Linked DNA regions of Homo sapiens: regions 2 and 3 are each linked to region 1. A link is a loop called in an ENCODE intact Hi-C map of the cell type or tissue named here. Cell type or tissue: CD4-positive, alpha-beta T cell. All regions are shown on one strand. Region 1 overlaps ZNF609 (zinc finger protein 609). Region 2 overlaps TRIP4 (thyroid hormone receptor interactor 4). Region 3 overlaps ZNF609 (zinc finger protein 609).

What was found. Peaks named below come from ENCODE experiments on the same cell type or tissue, not always from the same donor. Only the 100,000 strongest peaks of a DNase experiment are listed, where the experiment ranks them.
Region 2: it touches region 1 in a loop (2.4-fold over the local background); 5 of 110 quality-filtered maps call a loop at or near these places.
Region 3: it touches region 1 in a loop (2.0-fold over the local background); 2 of 110 quality-filtered maps call a loop at or near these places.

Annotation. Positions count from the first base shown.
Region 1 is chr15:64,621,995-64,624,494 of GRCh38, forward strand. It overlaps ZNF609 (zinc finger protein 609), which reads left to right. Exons shown (of 10, transcript NM_015042.2): 3 at 833-1,058. All of the region lies in intron 3 of LOC101930091 (a long non-coding RNA gene), which reads right to left. Among named protein-coding and RNA genes, the nearest start is that of OAZ2, 80 kb to the right of the region's middle. RefSeq lists an enhancer at 655-734. In CD4-positive, alpha-beta T cell, no CTCF peak of the experiment used is centred here; a DNase peak (open chromatin) is centred at 1,047; H3K4me3 peaks cover 1,573 bases; H3K27ac peaks cover 2,470 bases.
Region 2 is chr15:64,428,932-64,431,431 of GRCh38, forward strand. All of the region lies in intron 11 of TRIP4 (thyroid hormone receptor interactor 4), which reads left to right. Among named protein-coding and RNA genes, the nearest start is that of ZNF609, 30 kb to the right of the region's middle. RefSeq lists enhancers at 1,083-1,594, 1,595-2,106. In CD4-positive, alpha-beta T cell, no CTCF peak of the experiment used is centred here; a DNase peak (open chromatin) is centred at 1,540; H3K4me3 peaks cover 569 bases; H3K27ac peaks cover 2,006 bases.
Region 3 is chr15:64,506,288-64,508,787 of GRCh38, forward strand. All of the region lies in intron 2 of ZNF609 (zinc finger protein 609), which reads left to right. Among named protein-coding and RNA genes, the nearest start is that of ZNF609, 47 kb to the left of the region's middle. In CD4-positive, alpha-beta T cell, no CTCF peak of the experiment used is centred here; a DNase peak (open chromatin) is centred at 1,174; H3K27ac peaks cover 357 bases.

The DNA.
Region 1 (2,500 bases):
GGATTACAAGTGTGAGCCACCGTGCCTAGCCATGTTTGACTATTTCTATCTATGTGTACATAATCAACAACATCTTCAGACTGCTGTTGATTGGCTTCTGGGTGGCAACAGCACCTCCTGTTTCTTATAGATAAATTTGATGTTAGAATTATATTCCAAGATGCCATTCTCATTAAACAACCACTGTTACATGTTACAGTTTCTAAGGGTTAGAAATTCCCACCAGGTTAATCCCAGCCCTGCTATAACTTTATTCCTTCTAGCCAAAGATGTATTAAAGCACCTAGGATCATTAGGAATCATGGCATTCCTAGGATTTGGCTATTTCTTCCTCTCTTTATCCCCACCCAAATTCATGGATTTTATGCCAGACTAATGTACTGTTTGCTGAATGATAGATTGGTAGGAAGCATAGTGGTGGTAGCAAAACATACCTCAGATGCTGGGCCTTGTCTTTCTCATCAGTCTGTGTGCTCTGTTACTATTGAAATCTGGCCCTGATTCTCTTTCATTAGAGACTTTTTAATGAGATGAGGAAAAAATAGAACTTTTTAAAAAACATTTTAGCCAAGTGCAGTTTATGAGGAAGATCATTAAGAAGATCATTATACGCTCATTAATAAGAGTTTCTCTTAGCACAGGATGTTCTCATCTAAACCACTAGATTTGTAGTGGTATCATAAGCCAGAACTTGAAAGGAAGAACCAAAGTCTTATTTATAGCCGTCTGCACTCTGGCAGGAATAGATATAGGACTAGATTAAATACAGAAAAGGTATTTCCTCTAAATGTTCTCCCTGCAACTCAGCTACTACTTTTTCTTCCCTCCACAGATGGAGTCCCCTGTTTCCACACCAGCAGTGCTGCCAATACACCTTTTGGTGCCAGTGGTCAACAATGACATCTCATCTCCCTGTGAGCAGATCATGGTTCGTACCCGATCAGTTGGGGTCAACACATGTGATGTGGCTCTGGCCACAGAGCCTGAGTGCTTGGGCCCCTGTGAACCTGGAACTAGCGTCAACCTTGAAGGCATCGTGTGGCAGGAAACAGAAGATGGTAAGTGTGATATGTGGCTTTCCCCTCCCTTCTCAACCTGCTTCTGCAGGGGAGCCACCAGGGACTTATTGTTGTAAATATTACCAAGTGGTTATTAGAGTCTCAAGTGTCCACAGTCTGCGGGAGATACCCACACAGAGGATTTTAGCAGACTTAGCAAAATTTCCCAGCTTCTAGAGATTCTTCCCTTCATAGTATTCAACAGTGTTGATCCTGGTACTTATGATATGCAGTCATGTGATAGGTATTGGCCAGGTAATTCAAACTGTATCTGTACTCTCCATATTTTATATGGGAGAGTTAGATTATAAATTAAATTTGAGGTCAGGCCTGAAGAGAAAAATTAATAAAAGGGCAGCTGAGGGAGTCAAGAGGATGGAGAATAGTCACTCTTAAATTCACTTAATGTTGGCTCATTGCATATGCAGCTCTTGCCTTTTTTAACACCTATAGGTACAGCCAGTTCACTCTTCCCACTGATTGCCTCATTGCCCAGCCACCCACACCGCTTCATGTATCTGTCACTTGGTACAGATTTTATAGGAAATGTTTAGATGGTCTTGTTTTCAGGCATCCACTAAGCAGTTGGCTCACTGTAGGTTGCTGTTGCCCAAGGCATCCAGACTTCTTGCATGTTCCACTTGCCCCTGAGAACGGAATCTATTCTGTTTTGAAAATTTATGAACCTGAAAAAATGGAAGGAAGTGTAAAGAGACTTAATGGGGTATTTCAGATCTTTTGGTAACATCTGGTGGCAATTTGATTTTTGCATATTCTTTTTCTGAAGAATCCAAATCCTTGTCAGAGTATATGTGGTTAGAGAGTCTGGGCCTCAGTCCCATCATGTCTCTGCATCAGTAAACAGACTTTCAAACTGTCCTCACTCTGAGGAGTTTAGAGGCCCAGAGGAGCACAGCTAATCATCTCTGATTATCACAGAGCTATTTTGTCAGTCTGCCCCTAGAAATTCAGGCATTTCATTCTGGTCATTCTAATAAAATCTGTTCCCCTGAATATTTTGTTGTCATTCAGTATTTATTTAAAGTTTACCGTGCAATAGGTGCTGATGTGTTACAGGTTAAGAACTCTGTATTCTTGTCTGTGTCATCATTAGGAATGTAATACATCTTCAGCTTTCAGAATAACGTCGCTAATGAGGTTTTATTGTGTGCCTGAGTGGTAGAAGCTGATGCAGAGAAGGTAGAGAGAGAGTTTAACTCTAGAGGTTGACTCTGGATATGTGTATACAATATACAATCTGAAAATCACAAAGTGGCTATCTGATTTTTAAAATGTCATCTGCTTATGGACAAATGTCTGAACAGTCACAGAGTCTGTTGGAATGACAGACATATCCGGACCATATCTCTGTGCCACCAAGCAACCTTCAAGGCCTCTTACCTCAGTATATTGAAGATAGAATAAATCGATTTCCTGCCTGT
Region 2 (2,500 bases), 190 kb before region 1:
TTTAAGGGTAGCATATGAATTTATTTAGAATTGATGTTAGCCCTATTTTTATCTTATTTATTGAGTAAAGAGTTTATCAGTTTTAAAAGTTGTAGCTTTTGGGTTGGGCGTGGTGGCTCATGCCTATAATCCCAGCACTTTGGGAGGCCGAGGCGGGTGGATCACTTGAGGCTAGGAGTTCGAGACCAGCCTGGCCAACATGGTGAAACCCCGTCTCTACTAAAAAACTACAAAAATTAGCCAGGCGTGGTGGCAGGAGCCTGTAATCTCAGCTTCTGGGGAGGCTGAGGCAGGAGAATTGCTTGAACCTGGGAGGCAGAGGTTGCAGTGAGCCGAGATTGTGCCACTGCACTCCAGCCTGAGTGACAAGAGCAAAATTCTGTCTCAAAAAAAATAAAATAAAAATAAAAAAAGAAATGTAGTTGTCTAATCTATTATACCAGCCTCATTCTTGTTTTCTGAATGAATGAGTTGAGAGTTTAGGAATAATGGCTCTTGACTAGCATTTACCAAACTATTCCATGGCATAGGTGTTCTCTGAAACACAAATTTGGGAAATACCTTTGGATTAAACAGATCTGTTTACTGTAGAACATCTCAGAGCCCTTAATATGCTAGTGTGGATTATGACTCTCTATGAGGTGGATATAACATGCAGTGTTCTCAAAACTTTGAGCATAAATTAATCCCCCACCCAAACATGCACTACCTATTTACATACTACAGAACTGGTATCATGGTATTTACAGTTTAGGAGTGTTAGTCTAAGTATGCTTGATTTTTCTGTATTCTCATAGGTCAACTCACTGAGAGAGAACCATCTAGGAAGTAGTTTCCTAACTGTGACCTGTGCCTTCCCTTCAGTATCTCCATATTCATTTATCACCCAGTTGAATTGCATTTTCTTTGAAAACTAATGTGGATCTAGTAATTTTTACTTCAACTGAAACTAACTTCCTGTGTGACTTGGACCACATTTTGCCTTTACATGCTGTTCCTTTTTCTTTTCCCCCCAAAATTCAGTAATTTACTTCTGACCTCACATTCTTGGCCTTTCTTTGATAAGTTAAAATACACTAAACCCTCACTATTTTTGGCATAGTGTGATCATTTAGTCCTCTTAAAAAAAGAAAATCGAAAAGGTTTTGTTAGTGGTTGTTTTAAAATCAAGTGCACTACACTGTTAAATGGCTTTAAAAATATGTGCTTTCTCCTGAGCCATGAACTAGTCTTCCTTTTTATCTTCTAAGATTAGTATGGCCAACATGACTAATTTGTGCCAGAAAAAATTCCTCTAGATCCTCAACCCTCCTGAGTAATGGCAGAGGATCAGCCTAGAGAAGGTAGAAGTGATATAGAAAAGGCTATGGGTTCAACTCAGGGTAAAAAGGTAGATGAGAGCCATCTCGTTAAAGCTTCTCCTGTGATTCCCCTGGAAGGAGCCCATGCTGTTTGCCAGCATTTTATCTGCCAGCAGCAGATGTAAGCTCTCAAAAACAGCAGGGAGGATGTTGACTGCAACAATGCATCAAGGCTGTGGTTTGTAACCTCAATAGTAAGGCAGTTAAAACTTTTTTTTTTTAACAAAGACATTTTGATTGCCAAATCCATAACCATTAGCAGCTGTGGTTTGAACAGTTCTCTAGACCTAACAAGTTTTCAAACAAAAAGTTGAGTTGGTGGCTTTTGTTTCTACGTGTCTGTGTTGTGTTTGTGCTATTTATATCCCTGCCTTCAATAGAAAATCTGATTTGTCTGAAATCTCCAAGGTCATTGATTATTCTATTTCTTCTGAACTGAATCCATTCCTTTCCTGCCAGCTTACTGACCCTTTAGTCTATTTGATCTTACAGCTTTTACAATAGCCAAGACCCTATCTTCAAGGAATTATGCTGAAGCAGTTATACTGCTGGGTGCCTGTTTCCAATAATTGACGGCAGTAGACTTGTAGTCTTCCAATAGGGAAGAGAATATTACTTCTTCCTTTTTCTAGAAAAGTATCTTCAGGATCTAGGAGAATTTGCTGGAAGAAAAGTAAGCAATTTTTAAAACTTTAAAAAAAAAAGAGTATCCAAGCAACATAGATCTTCAGGAAGATTCCAAGTATCACTTCGTTTGTGGAAATCATCAGCTTCTATCACCAATGAATTGTCTGTGAGTCTGAGAGATGAGAAATTAGAAAATGAAGGATTTAATAGTCAGTATTCAAACCAGGCACTGGAATTCAAAATGCAGTCCACAAATTCTCTTTTAAAATATGTGAAAATGTCCTGTCTGTTGTACTGAGAAAATCTGCCAATATATAGACCTCAAAATATTCCGATAACAGCCCTCACGATGAGGGCTGTTATCTGAGACTCAACAAGAAGAAAAATTGTTATGTTACTAACAACTAGCTTAACCCTGGACAATTCATTAAAATCACAGCTCACTTGAGTGAGATATAGGGAATGTAGTTTTGGAATTCTCTTGAAGACTGGAACATTGACAGGCTGGGCAC
Region 3 (2,500 bases), 120 kb before region 1:
AATTTTTGTATTTTTAGTAGAGACAGGGTTTCGTTGTGTTGGCCAGGCTGGTGTCGAGCTCCTGGGCTCAAGTGATCCACCCGCCTTGGCCTCCCAAAGTGCTGGGATTACAGGCATGAGCCGTCACACCCAGCCTTTAAGTTTGTCTTTAGGCCGGGCGCGGTGGCTCACGCCTATAATCCCAGCACTTTGGGAGGCCAAGGCGGGTGGATCACCTGAGGTCGGGAGTTCGAGACCAGCCTGACCAACATGGAGAAACCCTGTCTCTACTAAAAATACAAAATTAGTCGGGCGTGGTGGTGCATGCCTGTAGTCCCAGCTACTCAGGATGCTGAGGCAGGAGAATCACTTGAACCCGGGAGGCAGAGGTTGCAGTGAGCTGAGATTGTGCTGTTGCACTCCAGCCTGGGCAACAAGAGCAAAACTCTGTCTCAAGAAAAAAAAAAAAGTTTGTCTTTAGATTAAGTTAGCTAATTCATATAAAACACTTAGTGCCTGGCACGTAGGAAGCATTCAATAAATATTAGAAAAAAGAAAAATACAGTTTGAGTGGAAATTGGTCTTAGTCTCTCCTAGGCAATAATGTACTGAAATACAACAACATTCCACTTTACAGGAATCCCAGTATGAATAGATATACATGTTAGCTAAGACTTTTTAGCACTATGGTCTGAAGAAGTTCCAAATCTAGGCTGGGAAATTTTCATGGTGGTGATGTGTTCTAAAGCCCCTGATAATTATAGTTGGAGGTGGGGGGAAGACCAAAAATTAGCTTAGGGCATATTGAAGTGGCCTGTTGAATTTCAGACTTCATATGAATCGAGCTTCTTTTCTGGCCATATCCCTGGCATGGGGTTGGGTATGTTGGATAGATGTTACTGTGGTTTTGCCGGAATATGCAATCTCACGGACACTGGAGTAGTGCTAAGTGTTTTTGTTTCTACACAAGACTGCATGGAAAAAATCTAAGTCTTAGCCCTTAATCTTCCTCCCCCAGTGTGAACTTGTATTTTTGCCATTTGGGTATAAGAGCTTTTACCAGCAGAGCTCATCCAGGGAGGCAGCAGGGCTTGGGATGTGGCAGTAACATACACAGCTGAGATCCTGCCACTGCTGGCTGTCTGAGCCCTCTCTCTGTGGTTTTCACTCTTCAAGCCATGCTTGAGTAACCCGCCTCCAGAGCTGCTGACAGGGCTGTGTTCAGAGGCCTTGGAAATTACACTGTTCATTTCCTTATCATCCCCTGACCTGCAGTGCAGAGCCTTCTGGTGCAGGAACAAGGCAGAAAAAATCCAGACGGCTCCCAGCCAGCATGTGTCAAGAGCTACAAAGAAGGAAATTGGACTTGCTCACTTAAAAACCATGGGGTTAGGCTTTGATTTTCAGTTCCTGTGGAGAGTTATTTGTGTGTATGAGCATGTTGTATCTCTGTGTATATGTATAGAATGAGTCTGTGCGTGGCAAAGCTGTGGAGGAGGACCATTTGAAATAGAGAGCAGAGGGAAGATGGCTTTTCTCTTCACTTAATTTCCCAGTTGTGCCATTGGGGTGGGCCTGGAACCATTAGCATCAGGAAGGTGCCAGACCATATTAATATTTTAAAATATATTTCTCTCGGTACAGTTTAGTCATGGTTCAGAGCACCCACAGAAGAACCTTTCCTGGCTGACCGAGGAGACATTTTTAACAAATCCTATTCCCTAAAGTCATTCATCCTAGATGACATTGACATAGTCAATATTTAAGCTGCCTAAGAAAGTGTAGACTTTGGGTCAGTCCTGGGTAAGAGCAATAGCTCTTTTGAGATGAAGGATAGTGTGATAAAAGAGAGACCTTTGTGATAGCTAAGGTGAACTAAGGAGGAATTTGGAGCATTTTGAGATTTTCTGTTCACAGGGCAAAGTTCTATTATATTTTAAGAGCCCATCCTTGTTTTGGGGGTTGGTATTACAAAGCAATCTACTTTTCTTTTGGCATCTGTTGCTCAAGGAGGCCCAAAGGAAGGACTTCAGGCTGAAGTAAAATGTGAGCAGTAAGAAGTTCTTAGCAAAGTTTATAAATATTCTGTCCTTAATTTTCCTTTTTCTGGATTTCATGTGCCTTCATGTTAGTGGTGCCATTGAAGCCTTTGTGAAGTGGGGAGAAAAAAAATAAATCTTTAAGCTGTCAGACCCTGGAGGTGTTTTAAACCCTAAGTGTCTGTCTTGTTGAAAGTACTCTGTAGAGAAGTGTCTTCACATAAGGTGATAGCTAAGGTGAGAGGGGACTACTTTCTTTTCCCTTCATATAAATTAGTGGGCCCTGTATCAGCAGCAAATGAGAATTCGATAAAAATTTGGATCTCAGACCTCCTCCCAGTCCCTAAAGTTAGAAACTCTAGGCTTGAGACCCAGAAAATTTTTTTTTTTTTTTTTTTTTTGAGACAGGGTCTCACTTTGTTGCCCAGGCTGGAATACAGTGGCACAATCAAGGCTCACTGCAGCCTCAACCTCCCATGCTC